Linked DNA regions of Homo sapiens: region 2 is linked to region 1. Evidence: chromatin contacts called from ENCODE Hi-C data. All regions are on one chromosome and are shown on one strand. Each heading gives the region's core, a stretch centred on a gene start or an enhancer-like site at or near the end of the contact. The rest is flanking DNA. Distances are from core to core; before and after follow the strand shown. Region 1 overlaps SORCS1 (sortilin related VPS10 domain containing receptor 1). Region 2 has its middle 420 kb from the start of LINC01435.

Region 1 (5,670 bases), core at 1,384-3,883:
TTTTCCATTTTTTAGTGAAAATATATATACCTATATATATATATTCACTGAATTATAAAATTAAAATTATATATATAATTTTATAGGAAAAATAGAACAAATCTTTTTAAAATTGCAGTTACATGCAATTAAAGCATGCTGATGATGAGACATATTAAATCATCCATAAGAAATGCACAGGCTCTCATAGGTATGAAAGCAATGGCTCCTTCTGTGTCACTTTATCTCCATGAATATGCTTCAGTAGTTAAGAACTGCTTCATGTTCAAGGGTGGCTTAGCCTTAGAGGAGAGACTTAGAAGGGGATTATACTTTTAGATCAGAAGAGAATGAATTTTTCCCCAGAACAAATGATTTCTAAAACCCTTAGAAATTGTGCATTACTCATCCTTTTTCTATCTTCTTTCCACTATACATTTTATGTGGGATCCCTGTGGCAGTTAATAGAAAAATTCAAGTCACAAAAGGAAAGAAAGAAAGAAGGGAAAAGACCTGGGGTATCAGAATTAAAAAGAGATGTGAATTGGCCCATTAGGGAAAACTGAGATCTACAGAGATGTGGCTTATGTTTACTTTCCCTCCCTACTAACATGGCCTTTTATAAAAAGAAAAGCCCTGTCTCTTTTCTTTTTCCGTCTCTAACAATGAAACCACACTGAGAGAGATTAGAGTGCTAATCAGCTTCTGGAAAAGCAGATCAACCAAAAAACGCCTACATTGCAGGCTTTCTGGTTCATTTTCCCTCCATTGTTTTAGTAGCCTGAGTTTATGGGAAATCAAACTTCGTCAACTTAAGCTGCTGTTCCTGGCTGAATTTTGGAGTAGTCAGCAAGGTTCCTATAACAAACAAATGACCACACACAATTGTGAGGGCACAGGCATGTGCACGTGCACACACACACACACACACACACACGTATTAATCAGAGCACTTGGTTGCTGAGATCCCAGCAAGAAAGATGAAAATAAATGGAGTATGGTCATTAAAAATCCTAAACTAATATTTCGAATATGGCATAAAATGAATGCTTGCTAACAGAGAATGGATGGGAGGACCTCTTTTGCTTAAGAAAATTAATGATGGCCGGGCGCAGTGGCGCATGCCTGTAATCCCAGCAGTTTGGGAGGCCGAGGAGGGTGGATCACAAGGTCAGGAGATTGAGACCATCCTGGCTAACACGGTGATGAGACATATTAAATCATCCCTACTAAAAAAATACCAACCGTCTCTACTAAAAAAAGTACAAAAATTAGCCGGGTGTGGTGCTGAGCGCCTGCAGTCCCAGCTACTTGGGAGGCTGAGGCAGAAGAATGGCGTGAACCCGGGAAGCGGAGCTTGCAGTGAGCCGAGATCGTGCCACTGCACCCCAGCCTGGGCGACAGAGCGAGACTCTGTCTCTAAAAAAAAAAAACAAAAAAACAAAAATGAATTAAAAGGTTAAGACAGATTGGTTACAAAATCACCAGGAAAGGTCACTCCTAACAGACTCATTATGCTTATGCTTAGGGTAAACAGTCATCAGCTACCCTGCAAAATAAGTGGCAGGGCTGCTGTATATTGAATACAAATTATTTGCAGAACCCTCAGCTCTCCTTGCTTCATTTTGCTACTGGGATACACGGAAGCTGGCATTGTATGTTCATGTGTGTATTTATGTATCTGAGCATCTCATTATAAATTATTATCTTCACATTCAAGAAAATAGCCAGCTCACAGGCACAACACCAACACAGGAGGGCTTTATAACATCGCATGCTTGAATCAGGTGCATTCTGTTTCATCTTGCTTTGTTTTGGTTTTTTTCTTCAGAATTTGGAAAGATATGATGGTTCTTAGGAGTCAGAACTTTTTCTTTTTTTAATAATATGGTTAGTCAGATAAGGCTTCTAGGTGAAACTTCTTCAAAAGTCCAGGGAACCTAGTGTTCTAATGCTTCCCCACTAACTCCTTCTGAAACCACATCTGCTCAAAGCCTTCTCAATCAAGACATGGGGAATCTGCCCTTCAAAGAAAAGGTAATTTCAGCAGATCTCAGGGGAGTTTTGCAATCAGAATTTCCTAAGATACAACTGTGGTGGAACTGGCTATGAAATGTATTAATGCTGATAACTGTGGTTTTATAATCCCCACCAATTACCACAAATTATAGCCGTGTGATTCTGGAAAAACCACATGCTGTGGAGTTGAATCCTGGAAAAATATACACTGGTTGTCTAATTTCCTTCCTAATTTTAAGAAGACTCATAAAAATCCTTGCCCTACCCTTCTTCTCCTAGAAGACTCTCAGGGACCAAAAATACTTGAGAGGCATTTGTACTTAAATCCTATGTAGCGAGCTCCAGAAATACTTTTTTGGCTGTTAATTAACTAATTCAATGTTGATAAGCCTACTTAATGTACACTCCAGTAAACCAGTACATACAAAGAAACGTGGTCCTACCATCAAGGGGTTTACAGTAGCAGTAGGACAGAAAAGTGATGAAATAAAGTCAACACAATGGAGCTACAAAAACAACTGCAAGAGCAGAATCTCAGAAGTCAGAACTCACTGAGAAGAGCATGGAAGCGGGTGGGGAAAATACTTGGTAATAAGGACAGGAAACTGTTTCACCATGCTGGCCTTCAGTGTAAAGTCCTCTGAAAGCTGGCAATCTCCCCAAGTGCACAAATACAGATGTTTGCTCGTTTGTAACTCCTGAACCAGAGAGCCACTAGCTCAGAGGCATCATCGTGGGAAAGCCCCCTGCAGTTTTCAGAGATGTTGCCTTATGAATAATGGAAACTTTCAAGAATGATTTTGGTTTAAGAACAGGGATAAGTCCTTTTTTTAGGGTTGTGTATGTCAGCACTCTGCCCTGGTAAATTATCTGCAGACAGCATAGTCTATCAAAATGAACTCACTGCTGTTCATTTTTCCTGCCTGCCATGCTGTGTATTAACTATCATCCATTATTTTAAAAACATTTCTGGAATCAAAGGTAAGAGCAAAAAGAAAAACAAAAGGGTAATAGGAGATAAATGCACTGCAAATGCTGGTCATACATGCTAGTAAGACAGGAAAAATATCTCATGGGGAAAAACAAAAGCCAATTTTTCCATAACAGCAGTAATATTCACAGACTTGAATGCTTCCAGGAAGCTTAGGAAAGCACAGGGTTTGGGGACGTTGACAGTTATACCCTGGGGATGTTCTCATGGGGAAAGGTGTCAAGCAGATCATTAGTCAATTTGATCCCCCATTTACAAAGCACTGATGTTATGTGAATTTTTATCCCCTTCCATACACACTGGTAGAAGCATACTATAGTATTAATATAGTCTACAAATATATTATTATTTTTGAGAATTACATGATTTTTTTGATATATTTGAGTATATCCTGAAATTTTTAAAAAAACAAAGTAGAAAGCATTGTCTTGAGTAAAAATAACTTCACATTTGGCTGCTGATTGCTCCCCTGATACCATGCATTTGGCATCAAATCCCCCTTTCCTGAAGCAACTCACAGCACTACTGTCACCTGTGTTATTACTGGAATCTTAAGTTGTTATTTAACTTTGTCACTGGTGACAAAGAAAAGGTATACCTTGCTGCCTTAGAGTGATAGTGATCTTTCTCCCCAGTTCCCACCACATGTGTGTATGCCTGTCTCCAGCTCAACTTATGCTTGCTTCTTGGACAAAATGACACCTTAGCAAGACTCAGGAAAATGAAAATGTTAACTATCCAAGAGAAACAAAGCACCATAATTCCAAGAAATCCAGACCAAGTTTTGCTCTAAGGACACCCTTGACAAACATGCAAAATGAGCTTGTCTGCTCTGCCTTCTGTAGAATCAGAAGCACCTTCAAGGTGAGCACTCCCCTCGCAGCAATGGTAAATTTTAGCTGGTTTGTGCCAACACAGTTGCAAGCTAAATGCTTAACTGGGGATTAGACTCCAATTCAAACCACTTTCCAGGCACTGCCTCCTCACTTTATAATGTTATAGAATGATTATCAATAGCTGTGATTCTGAAACCAATCTGAGACCCGGGCCTCTGCAATTTAAAGCATATCAGTGATCTCTGTCAACATTAATTTTCCCCATCCTAATTTGTATTTCTTTCACACCACAAAGGGATCTAAGTTTATGATTTACCTGGACAGCACGATCGTGTTCAGGTCTAAATGCAAAAGAGATTACATGTAGATGATGAATTTGCATCCTTGTAAATGCAGAATATTTTAGCCATGACAAATGGCAAGATGGGAGAACATGTTCACTGAAACTAGGAAGCCCAGAAATAAGGTATCAGCAACACTAATGAGCAGCTCAGTCAAGCAAACCCCAGAAAAATAATGGGCCAAAGTTCATCGATTCTCTGTATTTTCCAGATTAAAATCACCTGGGTAGCTTTTACACTACCTGTGTCCTGGGCTCAGTCCTAGAGATTCTGATTCAATTGGTCTTGGGTGGGGCCACACATATACTATTTTAAAATGTCCCCCAGAAGATGTTAATGTTCGCAGGATTGACAGCCACTGAGTATAAAATGTATTTAGCATATTTCCAGGCTTAGGATCAATAGAATGGTAGCTAAAATATAATCAATGATTTATTAATTCATTGATTTATTAAACAACTAGTTAATGAGTACCACTATGTGGTAACTCTGGTGCTACAAGGCCAAGAAGTTGCAAACTAAACACTTACTCTCAAGGAGTCCAATAGTGAAACACAATGATATCTGAACAGACAGTTGTATCCAGGATGCCCCCCCACCCCCAGCTATGGCAGAGGAAAGCACAAAGGTCAAGTTTTACCTGCTCCAACTCCCAAGTAAGGATAGCTAACACCCACAGAGGACTCTACAACTTGTAGAGCACACGGAGCATCATTAACTTTACCAGATATCAATAGCAACTTCAACTATGAAAAACATTTTTGGCTGGGCGCAGTGGCTCATACTTGTAATCCTAGTACTTTGGGAGGCCAAGGCAGATGGATCACCTGAGGTCAGGAGTTCAAGACCAGCCTGGCCAACATGGCGAAACCCCATCTCTACTAAAAATACAAAAATTAGCTGAGCATGGTGATGCATGCCTGTAATCCCAGCTACTTGGGAGGATGAGGCAGAAGAATCACTTGAACCCAGGAGGCGGAGGTTGCAGTGAGTCGAGATCACACCACTGCACTCCAGCCTGGGCAACAGAGTGAGACTCCATCTCAAAAAACAAAAAAAAAAAAAAAAAAGAAAGAAAATTTCAAAAGTGAAAATATAATAGACATTGGCGTGGATGTGGTGAAAAGGAAACGTTTATACACTGCTTATGGGAATGTAAATTAGTACAGCCTCTTGGGAAAACAGTATGGAGATTTTTTATTTTTTATTTTATTTATTTCTTTTTTTTAGATGGAGTCGCGCACTGTCACCCAGGCTGGAGTGCAGTGGTGCGATCTCAGATCACTGCGAGCTCGGTCTCCGGGGTTCACGTCATTCTCCTGCCTCAGCCTCCTGTGTAGTTGGGACTACAGGCGCCACCACCACACCCGGCTAATTTTTTTTTGTATTTTTAGTGGAGATGGGATTTCACCGTGTTAGCCAGGACAGTCTGGATCTCCTGCCCTCGTGATCCACCCGCCTTGGCCTCCCAAAGTGCTGGGATTACAGGCATGAGCCACTGCAC
Region 2 (5,459 bases), core at 2,089-4,588, 720 kb after region 1:
ATGGACCAGGAAAAGAAATACTTAAGCATTCATCTCATTTTATCATAGTAAAATCCCTATTCAGAGGAAATTAGTTTGTCCCCAGCTGAAAGTTGGAATCAATAGCCATTCTGTGCACCACCACTTTAGTGAACAAGATATTTTATTAAATTAGGGTAGTGGATGATGGAGATGTCCTTGGATCTTATCAATAATGAATAAGCTGTTGTTTAAAGGAAACAATATGGGTCCTCTCCTGGCAGAACTCAGGCTATATCTCTGTAGGGACAGATTTTCTGAGTAATCTGATGATCAGATTTGGCCTTGCTGTTCCAGGCACCAATCTAATGAAATTACAATCTTTTGTGCTCAGCCTGACTCACTGAGGAGGACAGCTCCCTTCAAAGAAGGCCTTCAGGTGACTTGCAGGAAGCCCCTGGAGAAAATGGAATGAAAGAGGACAAGGCTTATATGGAGCTAAGTGAAATATGAGAATAACTTACAAGTCCTGGCTAGATAAGGTTTTTTAACTATTACATATAAACATTATTATTACTAATTATAACTATTAATAACAGTGATTTCAGCGATTTCATTGTATCACCCATGATTTAATGCGTATGCCCTGAGCGCCAGATACAGTGCAGAGTGACATATTTCAATTATCCTGCAACAACCTCATGAGAAAGATGCTATTAACATCATCATTTGTTTGGATGAGAAAATTGAAGCTTAGGAAATTAGTAACTGTGCGAGGCAATATGACTAGTAATTGGTGGAGCCAGAATTTAAGTCCAGGTTTGTTTTATGCCAAAGCTCATGATCTTAACATTACACAAAAGCCTGCTAATTCCTTCATCTACCATCCCACAATAATGAGGTATACTTGAACCTGAGCCACATAAACTCATTTCTTTGCTAAAGGAGTATCCTATCCTATGACAGAAAAGAAAAAAAAATCAGCAGCTAGTTATTGGTAAGATTTGGGAGAATATCAAAATTTCACTGGCCTAACAATCTATCCTACCTGTTTTCTATAGGCCTGAGATCCTTTTGAGTTACCACAAAAGACTGTGTTCAAATTTCAACTTGTAATGTGTAAGAGGATTCAGGGGCAGTGAGAGAAGAGAAACAACTCACTTCACCATCAACAGAGCTAAACTGCTTCTTAGGACTATTTCCTGACATCACATAGTATCTGACAAATTTGAAATAAGACAAAACATTAAGGAGAAAGGGAAAGTGGAAAAAAATCCTCCATTAAATAAAATGTAAATGTGAGAAGGGTAAGTTTGTTGCTTCTTTAATTTCCCAGAAAGCCAAGACGTCGCTCATTTGGTTAAGGTAAAATCTCCCCACCTCTACATTTTAGTTACTCTTAAAGTTGGGGCATACTATTTATACAATATACAAATTTCTCTCTAATAAAAGCAATAAAAACAGTAATGTCTGTTAAGCATTTTGACGTATGTTATCCTGTTTTGCTCTTACAAAAACATGTGAGAGGGTATTTTCATCTCCATTCTCAGGATGAGGACATTAAGGCTAAAACAGCAAATGTTTCACCTAATGTCATACAACTCAAAATTAGCAGAGCGAGTTCCAGACTATATCTTCAGCTATAAATATTCTTTATGTTGTAAGGTTTTATGGAAACTGAGACAGATAGAAAGAAGTCAATTATGAAGGCAAGATGGAGAAAGAAGAAAGATATGAACTTTGACTCCTTTCAGCTGGGACATTTTTCCTGCTCATACCCAGATCTTGGAATTTGAAATGAAAAAGATTGTGTGTACATAATTGTGGCAATTTCAAAACATGGACACACATTCCTCAATATTCCTTCCATTAAGAGGTGAGATCTATACCCCGAACTATGGATGTATTTATATTAGCTTTTACCAATTGGGTATGGCAGAGGGGCATTATGTAACTTTCATGTGTAAGCCACATAAAACATACAATGACTTCCTTGTTCACTGACAGAGTCATCCTTAGGGCCATGAGCCACGACATAACAAGTCTGTCTACTCTGATGCTTCCAAGCTGGAAAGGTCTCATGTAGGGTCTCCTGACCACAGGTGTAGCTGAACCCAACTTTCCAGCCATCCTCAGAAAGGTGTCAGGCCTATGAGTGAAGCCATTGTGGACTCTCTAGGCCACTCTGTCTGCCAGCCGTATACCAGAAGTGACTTTTGTCAATGCCACATGGAACAGAAGAATCTCTCAGCCAATGCCTGCCTAAATTCTTGATCCACAAAGATGTGAGCTCTAATGAAGTGGTTGTTATTTTACGCTACTAAAATTTCAAGTAGCAGTGATAGGTAACTGGAACAGTGTGTGCCTGTGTGTTTGTGCTAGGAGAGGGGGATACAGGTAATTCTAATGGCCTTGTCCCAGACATAGAAATTAGCTAACAGGGTGCTAAGGGCAGATGACAATCTTGATTTTAGGATGTGGCTCAGAGCCATCCTTGGTTTCTTTTTCTCATCCATCTTGGCTACCTTAGAGCATAGTGGCCTGAGTGGTTTTCAGATCACCTCATTGAGAAGGCTGGGGTCTGTGTAGAGATAAAGAAGTATGCCTTTCTTACTTATTAGAGTTTTAAAAGTTTTTTATTTTTATTTCTTTTTCAATTACCCAGCAGTCAGGAAAAGCATGTTATTAAATTCTGCCTTCAATTGAGATGGCTTAAAAGGACAGATTTTTATTTTTTTCAGTGAAAATGACAGATGCCATGTTTTTCACTACATGGTGTTCCATTTAAAAAGGAGCAGGAATTTAGAGGTTTTTGGCAGGGCCAAATAATAATTACTATTATTATTATTGATAATGCCAAATTATCATTATCATCAGCAGCAGCAGCATCAAATGTCCCAAATAAATTAATCATCAGAAGAAAACAATAAGCCATATAATCACATTTCCTGCTTGTAACAGTGATAATTGCTCCAGAATAAAACCTAGGCTTTGATGATGGCTAATCATTGCTAGTTAGTCTAAATCTCAGAGAAACAACTCTAAATCTCCTTATACTAGGCAATCCAGCTTGAAGCTGAGTAGAAAACACACACACACATACACACACACTCCGTAGTGGCAGCTTTTCTTTGATGGTGATGAAAGCTGACATATGGCATAGGTCCCATGAGACAAATATTTGAAAACTCGATCTGTGCCTTTAAATTGCCTCTGCACACAAGAAACTTAAACCTAAGTAGGGAGACCACTCTTAGACAAATGTCGTAGTCTAGCTTATACTGCTGTAACAGAATACCCAAGACTGGGTAATTTATAAAGAACAGAGGTTTGCTTGCCTTGTGATTCTGGTGGCTGGAAAGTTTAAGATTGCACAGCCGATCTAGTGAGAGCCTCAGGCTGCTTCAATTCACGGCAGAAAGTGAAAGTGGAGTTGCTGTGTGTAAAGAGATCACATGGCAAGAAAGGAAGCAAGAGAGCAAAAACCAAGGAGGCCAGATTCTTTTCTTTTTCTTTTTTTTTTTTTTTTGAGATGGAATTTCGCTCTTGTCACCCAGGCTAGAGTGCAATGGCATGATCTCAGCTCACTGCAACCACCGCCTCCTGGGTTCAAGCAATTCTCCTGCCTCAGACTTCCAAGCGGCTGGGATTACAGGTGCCCACCACCACACCTGGCTAATTTTTGTATTTTTAGTAGAGACGGGCTTTCACGTTGATGGCCAGGCTGGTCTCGAACTCCTGACCTCAAGTGATCCTCCTGCCTCTTCCTTCTAAATTGCTGGGATTACAGGCGTGAACCACCGCACCTGGCCTCAGATTCTTTTTTAACAACTCGTTCTCTTGCAAATGAATCCATTCCTCTGGAGGAAGAACTTACCCCTTTAGGAGAAAGGTCTTCATCTATTCATAGAAAATCCACCTTCATGACCCAGATACCTCTCACTAGGCCCACCTCTCAACTCTGCTACATTGGGGGTCAAATTTCAACATGAGTTTCGTTGGGGACAAACCACATCCAAACATGTAACAACTGGGGAAACAGGCTCATGACTCCTCATACACAGGAAATGCAATCAGTTTTAGGTGCTTTTGTCTTGGTCTGTAGCACTGCCCAACACAGTGTGGGTCATAAGAAAATAGGTTCCATATTCTGGCTTTAATTCCCATCTTGGCCCCCTAGTTTCTGAGCTATCTTAGATATATTTTATCTCTCTAAAACTTTATGTTACTCTCTGTAAAATAAGGACAATGATATGAGCTACCATATGGCATCTTTTTGAAAAGTAAATGGATTTAATGCAGGAGAAGAACTAACCAGTGTCTGACTTAAGTAAATGTCTAATACGTGTTAGGCAAATAAAGATAAAATGGCAAGGATGGATATGATCAGGTGGAGCCCAATAATTCATATGAGAAGCTACCTCTTAGGGTTATGCCAGGTCAGAGCAAAGGAGGCTGTCTGGAATTTGATTGCGAATCTACACAGGCTACTCAAGAGGAGGAAAGAAGCTAGAGACATCTGCAGCAGAGGGGACCAGATGACAAGGAAGGTTTTAAGCAGATGGTGGGATGTAGAGCCTGGAATCATTTCAGATATGACATGTAGTTGGCTGAGGGCACTTCAGGTCCCCTGGCAATTGATCCTAGTAAGGCTAGAGTTTTTTAGGGGTGGCAGTGGAAGGGACATCAAAAAATAAAGATAGCCAGATTTATTTTTCAAAAATTTTACAGAAATCTCCATCTTTATCCTATGACTCATTTCTTCTTTTGTTTTTATTTTATCTTGTTTATTTTTAGAGACAGGGTCTTCCTCTGTCACCTGGGCTAGACTGCAGTGGTGCGATCAAAACTCACGGAAGCCTCAAACTCCTGGGCTCAAGTGACCCTCCTGCCTAAGCCTTTTGAGTAGCTGGGACTACAGGCACCCGCCACCATGCTTAGCTAACGTTTTTGGATTTTTTGCAGAGATGGGATCTTGCTTTGTTGCCCAGACTGGTCTCACATTCCTGGCTTCAAGCATTCTTCTCGCCTTGGCCTCCCAAGATGCTTGGATTATAGACATGACCATTTATTCTGTCCTCTTCAGGCTTCATCCTCGAAATAGGACTTTGGCTCTTGCAGCCTTTGCCATGGATTGGATCTATTAAGTGATGCTTCCTAAGTTTAACATGAGCCAGAGAGTCTGGAAAGTACATTAAATTTATTTTAGGAAACTACCAATCTATGCCCCTTAATGTCAGCTCCCCGTTCTCATAACCTCAGAGTGCATGTCCAGATGCCCCAATCCTACCTCTTCTTGTTCTTCCAACAAACCTATGAAGAAATCAGCACCAGCTAAATATAATTCAAGAAGACACCTGAGTGGAATGTCTTGCTTGGAAAGAAGACTAAGTCGATGGGATCCCTGAAGTTGAGAATTTGAAGGAGGAGGCTTGGAGGGAAAATCTTAAGGGGATGTGAGAGGTGCTCTAAAGTCAAGATTGGGACTCACAGTACTAGAC

The links. Hi-C counts contacts between places; a loop is a spot of excess contacts on that map. Pooled maps may share reads with other maps.
Region 2: a map with no recorded cell type shows a loop between it and region 1 (2.4-fold over the local background). The contact joins two enhancer-like sites. A Hi-C loop is called at or near these places in 3 of 37 single-sample maps with no recorded cell type and 2 of 50 pooled maps.

Annotation. Positions count from the first base shown.
Region 1 is chr10:106,928,883-106,934,552 of GRCh38, forward strand. All of the region lies in intron 2 of SORCS1 (sortilin related VPS10 domain containing receptor 1), which reads right to left. Among named protein-coding and RNA genes, the nearest start is that of SORCS1, 230 kb to the right of the region's middle. Within about 2 kb of position 2,634, at least 3 of the 41 ENCODE cell types and tissues checked have a DNase peak (open chromatin) inside an H3K27ac peak, as active enhancers do.
Region 2 is chr10:107,650,798-107,656,256 of GRCh38, forward strand. No RefSeq gene overlaps it. Among named protein-coding and RNA genes, the nearest start is that of LINC01435, 420 kb to the right of the region's middle. Within about 2 kb of position 3,339, at least 4 of the 41 ENCODE cell types and tissues checked have a DNase peak (open chromatin) inside an H3K27ac peak, as active enhancers do.